2 separate regions of the Mus musculus genome follow, and region 2 is linked to region 1. Evidence: chromatin loops called from intact Hi-C (ENCODE). Cell type or tissue: left cerebral cortex. All regions are shown on one strand.

What was found. Peaks named below come from ENCODE experiments on the same cell type or tissue, not always from the same donor. Only the 100,000 strongest peaks of a DNase experiment are listed, where the experiment ranks them.
Region 2: it touches region 1 in a loop (7-fold over the local background); 2 of 42 quality-filtered maps call a loop at or near these places.

The regions. Positions count from the first base shown.
Region 1 is chr17:67,455,899-67,460,898 of GRCm38, reverse strand. No RefSeq gene overlaps it. Among named protein-coding and RNA genes, the nearest start is that of Gm36152, 100 kb to the right of the region's middle. In left cerebral cortex, no CTCF peak of the experiment used is centred here; DNase peaks (open chromatin) are centred at 1,760 and 1,969; H3K27ac peaks cover 469 bases.
Region 2 is chr17:67,009,118-67,014,117 of GRCm38, reverse strand. All of the region lies in intron 7 of Ptprm (protein tyrosine phosphatase, receptor type, M), which reads left to right. Among named protein-coding and RNA genes, the nearest start is that of Mir5709, 15 kb to the left of the region's middle. In left cerebral cortex, no CTCF peak of the experiment used is centred here; DNase peaks (open chromatin) are centred at 713, 1,502, 2,075 and 3,741; H3K27ac peaks cover 485 bases.

The DNA of each region.
Region 1 (5,000 bases):
GAGCCATGTTTCCAGGGACACTTCGAGAAGCCGTTTTCTTGCAATCACTATGCTGCTGAGCACTGTATGTAGTTGGGCTTATATAATAATGGAGATCATAATTTACTGAGCGTCTATAAAACTCCGTGCACTTTGACTGTGGGAAAGGATTTCATTGCCCTGCCATTCACTTCAGTATGAAAGACCCTGTAGTGTGCTTCATTTTTCTCGGGCTCTCCCTCCATTTCATGGATGGCAGATAATGTCAACTTAAGCAATTTGCCTGGGTTTCTGCCATCATTTCAGACCTCAGATTTCCTCCCAGGCTGCTTCTTCCTTGGCCACAGCTAATGTACATCAGCATCAATCCATCCCGGGACCCTTCTGGCACATCCCACAGGGCTCCACATCACCTGGTCTGGAGAGCCACCACCCTGTCTTGCATCATCCTCCCCTTCAGGACAGAAACTCAAGTGGGGCATTTCTGAGGGCAAAGATGACTCTGGCATTGTTCCAGGTTCTCTGCATCAGATCAGAGCTGCCCCTGTGTGAGTTTCACACCCTCAAATGCAGAGCGTCCAGCAGGCACTCGGACCTTGGCCACTCCCTCCAATGCTATCCACATTGGGGTCCCTAGACCCCTCTTTCAAGAATGCCTACACTGTAGGTCTTGTCACTGCCAACCAACCCCCATGTCTACCTGGATCTCCACCAGGGTATCACTGACCCTTCTCTGGTTTCTTTCCCAGCTGTCCAGGTTCTGTTTAGCAGTGTTTCACCTACCAGTAGAAAAGGCAAGGGGGAATTCTTCCAGGAACTTCCTGCCTCCATTCTACATATATTAATTTTTAAGTTAAAAGCCAAGAATTAGATTTTGTTGTGGTGTGTGTGTGTTTGTGTGTGTGTGTGTGTGTGTGTGTGTGTGTGTGTGTGTGTAGTTCATTCCCCATCTGCCAACAAGGGCAATGGAGGCCTCCTGGCTCAAAGCCTGGGTAAGTGATATATCAGTTATGCTTTTTATGATGTCTGACCTAAAAAGGATCATCCATAGAAGTCAGTTGGGCTAGACATCTCCTGCATTCCCTATCCCTTGCAACCACATGTAGTGTCTAGAAACTCTTTCGCCAACTGGTATAGCCCCTTTATCTTGTACCAGAACTCAGAGCCCAAATCAACCTCTTTTCCTTATACCTTACCCAGTCTCTGGTATTGTGTTGGGACCCTGGCCAATCCTAGGTTTTCCCTCAGGCCCTGATGTATGGAGAAGGAGTGTAGTTTCTTGCCTACACCCAGGAATATGATTGGTAAGTCCAGCAATAGTCTGGGGTCACTTTGAGTTTAGATCCTTAGAACCCAACTCTTTCTTTTCTTCAAGCTCTGCAGTTTTCAGTTCCAGAGTTGCCCGCCGAGTGCTCCGTCCTCATCACTACCTGCTATCCTGTGTTTCTTTTACACAGCACTGTTTGATCAGCATCCTGCTGACTTCTGCCCACCCTGTGAAAGCTTCTGCTGACCCTGTCCCATTTACCCCTGAAAACTGAGCGTAAGGTGGCATAATGCTAATGAGCTGGCTTGGTATAAGACACGGCTTGCAGGAGATGTCCTGACCAAAGCTTTTCTCTCTTCCTTATTTCTCATCTCCTGGTTTCTTCCTGAGCAGCCTGCATAGCATATTCTGTCACCATGAACACTAGCCAACAAAGAGGGTTCCCAACTCACTTCCAGCCTGACTCCTTTATGGTCTATTTTAAAAGAAGTAGGTGTATGTGGCTCTCTCCTGCATTTTATTTTATTTTTTTGGTCAACTTTCCCCTGCTCATTTAAATGATTCAACCTAGTATCCCCCCACCCACACACACACCATCACCACTTTCAGATGCTCTGTGCTTTAATTATTACACCTTAGCCCCTCCCCCTAGCCTTTTTTTTTTCTTCCTGTCCTCTACAGATACTCCAATTTAAATGCAGCAATCTAAAAAATCCGAAGTTAGGATCCACATATGAGAGAGGACATATGGCATCTGTCTTTCCGAGTCTGGGTTGCCTCCTTCTATGTATTTTCTGCTCCTGTCTCTTTTACCACATATTTCACACTCTCCACTGTGACTTAGCCCTCATCACAATCCCCATTCTACCCAACACCAGAAAACAGTCGCCATTAGGCCCTTTCAGTCCTGCTGACTGATAGGCAGGAAGTTAGATGTCACCCTTCCCCATTCACCCAGCAGTTTCTTCAGCAGCAGGGAGCCTGGAGAGAGGTCCCTGGGGTGGCATTGCATTCCCTCAGCACAGCAAACCCTGAATGCCAATCTGTCCCTCTGACAAGGTCCATAGGCCCTAGAGCACCTTTCCCACCTGACCACAGTGGGGTCTCAGACACTCCCAAACATTTTAAACACCTTTCCCTGTTTCCAACAGAACCCTTATAATAAGTCCCCATAACCCATAATTTCTCAGCTGGGTGTGCCTGGTCCTTCTCTGGTGCCATCTTACACTAACTTCCTTTGGCTGCCATAGGAGAGTCTATGGGTTCCTGGTCCCTTCTGGGAGCAAGTCTGTGAGTCCTTTATCCTCGAATCTTTATGATGCTCAGACTTCTCTCAGAGCTGAGGGGAGAGCAGAGTCCCCCATGGTTGTGGTCACTCCTCCGTGTCTGTTTAGTCTTGGATTTCCTTAGAAACTCTTTTCACCATGGTCACATGAGCCCTGAAGAAGTGGCAGAATATAGGCCTGAGGTGTACCTCAGGCTAGATGTGGCTATCTCATGCTTGGTGCATGCAAGATACCAGCCAGTATCTATCTTTCTTGGTAGATACTGAAGCCAAGGCATGGAAATTGTTGGTAGCATCTTAGGAGAATGCCACAAACTCCCTTGCAATTGTAATGCCAAAACCAAGGTATTTATTTACCAGTGGCAGTGACATCCTGACCAGGTGATGAGAACTGGTCTGGAGTTCTTCCTACCCAGTATCTTTGGACTTCTCAATACTTTAAATACCCATGGTCTCTGAAATTCTTACGACACATCCATCTACTCTGTAGGGTGAGCATCACTGGTGTTTGCATTTGCAGTCAGGGAAGTTAAGGTTGTGAGTACTGGTGACACACTGTCCTCCAGAAAGCCCCCATCTGCCACTCCATCTAACTTCTCTGGACTCATACTATATGGACTCCTCATCCCTGCCCTGGCCAGGGCAATCTCCAGACAGTCTGGAAGGGCAATGGGATCCCAGTGTGGTTCTCTGAGAACCTGAGAAGCCTCCCTTCTCAAGTATCCCTGGGAAAGAAACCTTTCCCTGTTGCTCCTTCAATAAGGATTTGTCTGGTTCTGGAACACACAAATGGATGCTTTCTCAAAAATACCTCACCTTATCCTGGTTAATCCTCATACAATCTCATTAGGAAACTAATTCTACCCACTAAGGATGGCCTACTTAGAGACCGCTTAGAGAAGGTGAAACATGGCAAGTGTCATCAAAGAGGGAGACAGCCTATCACTGCCGATGTGTCTAATTTTAGTCTGCTGGATTCTAGAGCCCATGAATGACCCATCTCAGCTCATTCTAGAGAGTCCCCTGAATGGAGTCCTCTCCCCACAGAATTAAGGAGGAGGAAGCATGCTGATACATTCTCTCTCTCCTTCTTTTGTCAACTCAAGTCACGAGATTGTGGTTCACACACCGGTGGACCCACTCATCCCTCAGAAAGAAGCCTTGTTTACCCCACGTGGAGAGGCAAGGACCAGTTCTTCCGGCACGCAGTGGTATTATAGGCTTGGGGCCTCAAGACATTCCTAGAGGTGAATCTTCTTAGGCCAACATGATATTGAGAAAAACTATGAAAAGGCCAGTGATCAGGACCATTCTGGAGGATGTAAGACATTCTGGCTTCTCCATCAGTAACTGGTGGTGAACTTAGAGCAGCCGTGTGCTCTTTAATCTCCTCACCTGGCAACATTTCCTTTTGCGAAATCGAAAAGACCATCTCAGGTGTGCATTCAAGTCACTGACACTGAGAGAAACTGTCCTTGGGAAAGCTCTGGGGTACCCTGAGGTTACACCCATCTGGAACAAAAACACCAGATTCGCGGACGCCCGTGGTTTGCCTAATTACATTCTCACAAGCCCTAGGAAGCCCTTCGGAGCTTCAGTGGCACCACGCGTGCAGCCTAATGAGCTTTCTGAGGTATGTTATGAAATTGTCACACATTATCTGTCAGGAAGCAGCTGCCTCATGACGACCGCTGACTTAAAATTTGGGGTACCTGCATTTTAATAATGATTCTCGGTAATGACAAAATAAATCTATGCAACTTTAATTGTATGCAACAAATGACTTTGGAGCATTCATTCTGCATGCATCTGGCTTTCCTAGGTCTAGGGTGTTGCTCTTCAGCCTTAGTGTATCCTTGAAGAATTGGCAAGGGCCAGGCCTAGGTTCCTCATCCTGAGATGTGAGCACAGAATGCTTTCCTAATGAAAGGAGAATTGGAAGGGAACTAATATTGCTTTCCCTTCCTTGTATCCTTATTCCTTTCTATTTCCTCTTTTCAAACATTATCATGGTTTGGTTCTACGCTGACTCTTCTGGAACATACTTCTGGAGAATGCAGGAACTCTCACATCTGATGACTAAAAGGCTGACTGTCTCATTGCTCTCCTGTGTGGTTGCTCTCCTTTGGCTGGTAGATGATGTCTTCCTCGTCCCTTATTTCTCTTTCTGGCTTTACTTAGCAACCCTGCTGTTGCTAATTATGACTTTTTTTGCACTAATGGGAACACAGGACTGCACCCCCAGTCCCAGCTCCCCAACCCCAGCACTCCTATTGCTGAGAGTCACCATGGTGTGGGTGGGTTCAGCCTTGCTGTGTGTCAGGAACTCTCCCATCACTTGTTGATCCCAGAAAGTGATGCCTCTCAGCTTTGGAATTCCTCACAGCCTTTGTCCTCACTGAGCCTCACCGTGTGGGAAGGTTCCCAGCTTTGGGAATGGTCTTTAACCGTAACTCTGGCTTTATAGAA
Region 2 (5,000 bases), 450 kb after region 1:
AAATATTTGCCCTTTCCTCCACATGATCTCTGAGCCATAGGTTCAAGAGTTGTGTTGTAGATGTATCAGTTAGGGCTGGACTCCATGCCTCTGCATTTTGATTGGTTGTAGTTTTCTGTCTGTTGCAAACAGACTCCTCCTTGATGAGGGGTAAGGATTTCTTTACTCTTACTACAGTCCAGAATTCTCTGCTTAAGGAATGGTGCCACCCACAGTGGTCTAGGGCTTCCCACCTCAGATAACATAGTCAAAATATCTCCCCAGAGGTCCATCTCCCAAGTGAATGTACCTTCTGTCAAGATGACAATTAGAACTGACTGAAGCATACTGTTTTTATTTTACCATGGCTAATAACTGCAGGCCTTGTACTTCCAGTAGAGAGGACAGGGTTGGTGTACTCTACGTGAAAATGAAAGGGGAGCCTGTGGCTTCCTGCCTGTCCTACCTGCAGAAGGTACATTCAGACACCAACCCAACCTGCTGCGTCATTTCAGTGGTTACTAGTCAAAGCAACAGTTTTTAATTCTGTAAAGTGCAGCCATAGAAGCTCAAATCCCCAAAGGAAGTTCAGGGACTTAATTACATCACGCGCATTCATTAAAGCTTCTAAGAGATGGTGTGTTTCTTTACATCCATATAATTGCAGCATTTGTTCGACAGCTTCTTTGCAAACATGTTTCAGGGCCTCCCACACGCAAGTGGCGTGCCTTAATTATGCTCTCTTTGTGCCTACCTCTTGGCCCTTTGCCTGTGGACATTCTATTTCAAGAAATTTGGGGAAGAAAGATGAGAAACATTCAGTTTCCTTTTCTTCCCTATAGGAGCTCCGAGTTCAGCCAGTCACTCATTTCCTGTCTGAAGCTCAGGGAATACTATAACAGTTCTGCACATGGGAGCTGAGTGCATCTTTCCAGCCTTGAGGGGCACTTATTGAAACTCTTTCTGCTGGGCCAGTGTTGGCTGTACAGAGGACATATATCTCTCTGAAGAAATAGAAATCCTTTCTTTGCAGACTGACCTATTAACCTCCACGAGCCTAATATGGCCCCAGAGAACAGGACAGAGGAGACATCTCAGCTGTCCCCGGAACATTCTAGAATCTAAATCACTCTCTATGATTTGAGAATGAGTTAAGGGACTATTCTGAGGGCTGAAAGCAACTTGGGCTTTAAATTCAAGGCAGCCACTCAATTAGAGATGGGGATCAAGAGGTTGCATGTTGGATAAACGCTTTATTTTAAAATAATGAAAGAGACTCATAGAAACAGTAATTTTGCAATTGCTGGATTTTTCTGTTGCCTCCCCCCCTTTTTTTCCCAAATTATGTGTGTTTGGATAAATATCTGTGTGTGTGTGTGTGTGTGCACCTTGTGAGGGATGTCTGTCTTATAGAAAATTGGGTAGAAAGATTGCTCAGGCAATTCATGTCAGTAGCGTTTGGCACAAGTTAGCATATTTTGACTGGCTGTTTGCTTGCCTATGGGGGACGGGGCGCTTACAGAGTCTGAACTGAGTTGCAAAAATAAGGTTGGACTGGGTTAATATTGCTTGTAGCTCCCAGTAATTCAGTCCAACAACCAACCAACTGCCTCCATGAGAAGAGAAAAAAAAATCCAAGCAGAATGAAGGAAAGATAAAGGCCAGGGGTGGGGGTGGGGGGTGGGGAGCGTTCCAGAACTCCACTCAATGGAATGCACTCTGATGTGGAGAGACCCTACTGGAGAGTCCTCAGGAGCCACATGGCTGCATGCTGAAGCCCCAGAAGCTAAACACATAGAGCTCATATGTGTACGCGCCATCTGTGTACCTTTGGAGGAAATTTGAATTTCTGTTTTATGTGCACCGGGTTGGATTTGTTGATCACCTTTCCCTCAAATTGTTGTCCCTCTCCCTTGCATTTCAGGGAAAAGAGTTTCTTCCACTTCACATTTAAGTGATGGCAGAATTTGCATTTCTGTAGACTCCAGCTGTCTGGTTATGTAAATGATGAGCATATGTTATATTGTGTTTTCCAAAGGGGTGTTGGCTGCTTCTAGAGCTTGGTGCTAAATTTATTTCAGAGCTTGTGAAAGGATGGTCCTTTGGGCATGACTAGAGAACACCTCCATGGTACCACACAGAAGGCAGGCCAGCAAAGCTGTGAGTGAGTCATAGCCCAGCCTGCAAGAATCAGGCCTGCCTCATTACAAATGAGCTGGGTTGCTTGTCCAACCTCATCTGAGCGTATGCCTGGAAAGTCATCATGTCTTCCTGTCTTTTAATACTCTGAGACCTCGCCCAAAGTCCTCTCTCCGGGGAGTTTCTGTTGTCTGGCCCTAGCCTTCTGATGTAGAAGTTCTGCTTAATTTTAATATGTAGATTACTTCTGCAAAAATATTTACATAAGTAACTCCATCACAGTCCTGTGGTTGAGTTTGACATGATTGCTATGTTACAGGTGAGTTCAATAGCACACTGAAGACCTTTCCCTAAATTGCACGTGGATACCTACCAGCTTATAGTTTCGGACCAAGACTCTGTCTTGTGTTATTCCTGTTAATGTTACCATAACAAATTACCAGAGGCACTCAATTTCATAAAAGAAAAAGATATGGCTAAGTTTTTGATATTTCAGTTTGAGGTTGACTGACCCATTGCCTTACAGGCTGTGGTAAGTGTAGTCCCAATGAGAACATGTCGCAGCAGGTACAGCTTTATCTCAGAGAAGCACAGAAAGAATGGAATATCTTAATCTTACCTCAAAGGATCCATCCAAGTAAGATCAGAGGACTTTGGAGCAAGCCCCAGCTCTCCAAGGCTCCAGATACTACCACGGGCCATTTAACATACAGACCCCAGAGACCACGCATCAAAGCCTTAAAGCTAGCAGGATTTACCCTGGCCAGGTGTGGTGGCTGATCTCTGCTGTTAACTCCCTGAGATTGAGAACTGCCACAGATACAAACCCTCAGAGGCATGTCCTGAAGAGATTTTGGAGATCAGGATGACCGGGATGGAAAACTCCATCCTGAATACGATCAACTTTATTCCATGAACTCAGTTCAGAATGAAATGAACAGGGAAAGGGGAAGTTGGGAAGGGACATCTAATGTTCTCTGAGCCACCTCCTTTTCCCAAGGTTGTGACTTGCTTACTTTAAGACTGTACCCTCAACCTGCGAACCAAGACCCACACTCCCTCCCCTCTCCTTCCTCTTTCTGTCCCTCCTTCCTTCTTCCCTTTCGCCTTCCCTCTCTCCCTCCCTTCCTCCCTTCCTCTTTCTGATGCTTTTATCATGGGTCATCTCTTTGATGTCAGGTTCACCCAGGGCTACTCACACATCTTCCTCTCTCCTGGTCTCAAGTTCCAGAAGTTTTGCCTCTGCTATTATCATCATGCAGCTAAATTTGGCTTCAGTCTTTGGTCTGTTACGCCGTTCTATTCTCTAATGATGGGCTAAGTGGCCTTTTCCCTTATTAAAGGTACTTTCAGGAGTCGTAACCGAGATGGGGTCGTCTTTCAGAAAGTCCCCTGGATCACAGTGGCTCTGTGGAGTTCCATGTTTAAGCAGGAACCTAATTTATTTGGTTTTACGGTGATTTAGCAGAATGTGAGGAAGAGATCTCATCATGTCCTCCTCCAGCGGATATCTGTGGTTGCTGGGACCTTGGGGGGGGGGGATGGGGGACAGGGTGGAATACATAATTTATTCTCTTCCAAACCAGCTCTGCCAGGCCTTATTGGCTACCACCCAGATGGTGTGTCTTGAATACTAAGTGTCTTTTGTATAGCCAGTAGCTCCTACTGTGTGAGTTACTTCTCCGTGGCTTTGTCCCATGAACTCTTATGAATACAAATGTCCTCAGTGGGATTTAAACTCCCTCATAAAATGTGGCCCTGTGTGTCATTCGGGAAGTCAGCTCCTGGTCCGTGTGTGTGTGTGTGTGTGTGTGTGTGTGTGTGTATGTGTGTGTGTTGGGGGAGAGGTAACTACTTTAAGAAACCCCAACAGCCATGCAGTTGTCCCACTGTGACGCATATGATCTCCTTCATCTAGAGCACCACCCTGCATGTGTATCAGCCACGGGCTGTGGAACATGCCCCCTGCCCGATCTTGGTTCTTCGTATGGGTGATTTTTTTGTTGTTGTTGCTTGTATTAGTCAGGGTTCTCTAGAGTCACAGAACTTACGAATAGTCTCTATATAGTAAAAGAATTTATTGATGACTTATAGTCGGCAGCCCAATTCCCAACAATGGTTCAGTCGCAGCTGTGAATGGAAGTCCAAAGATCTAGCAGTTACTCAGTCTCACACAGCAAGCAGGCGAAGGAGCAAGAGCAAGAGCTAGACTCCCTTCTTCCAATGTCCTTATATTGTCTCCAGCAGAAGGTGTAGCCCAGATTAAAGGTGTGTTCCTTGAACTCAGAGATTTAATCTTCTGGAATCCATAGCCACTAAGGCTCAAGATCTCCATACAAAGATCCAGATCAGAAACTTCTATCTCCAAGCCTCCAGATAAGGGTCACTGGTGAGCCTTCCAATTCTGGATTGTACTTCATTCCAAATATAGTCAAGTTGACAACCAGGAATAGCCACTACATTGCTGTTCATTTGTATTTTTATTTTTTCTAAATAATTTTTAAAGATTTGTTTTATGTAGCTATGTCTTTGTGTCTATCATATGTGTGTGATAGTATGAGAGCAGAAGAGGGTGTTAGGTGTTTCCTGAGAGTTCGTGGTATAGGCAGTTGTGAGCTGCCTAGGTAGGCGCTAGGATCCAAACTTTCCGGAAGATCCAGAAAGGCTCCTAACTGCAGTGCCATAGCTCCAGCCCCTGCTGTGTGGTGTTGAGATGGGGGTCTTAGTACAGATTAAGCTCCGCAGGCTGGCCTAGGGGGTCTCACGAAGGACTAAGTGGCCCAGGTTGGTCCAGAAAATGAACATACTCCTTCCTCGGACTCCCTGGGACTGCAGCCATCTGCCAACATGCCCAGATCTTTGTGTGAGCCTTAGTAGGTATC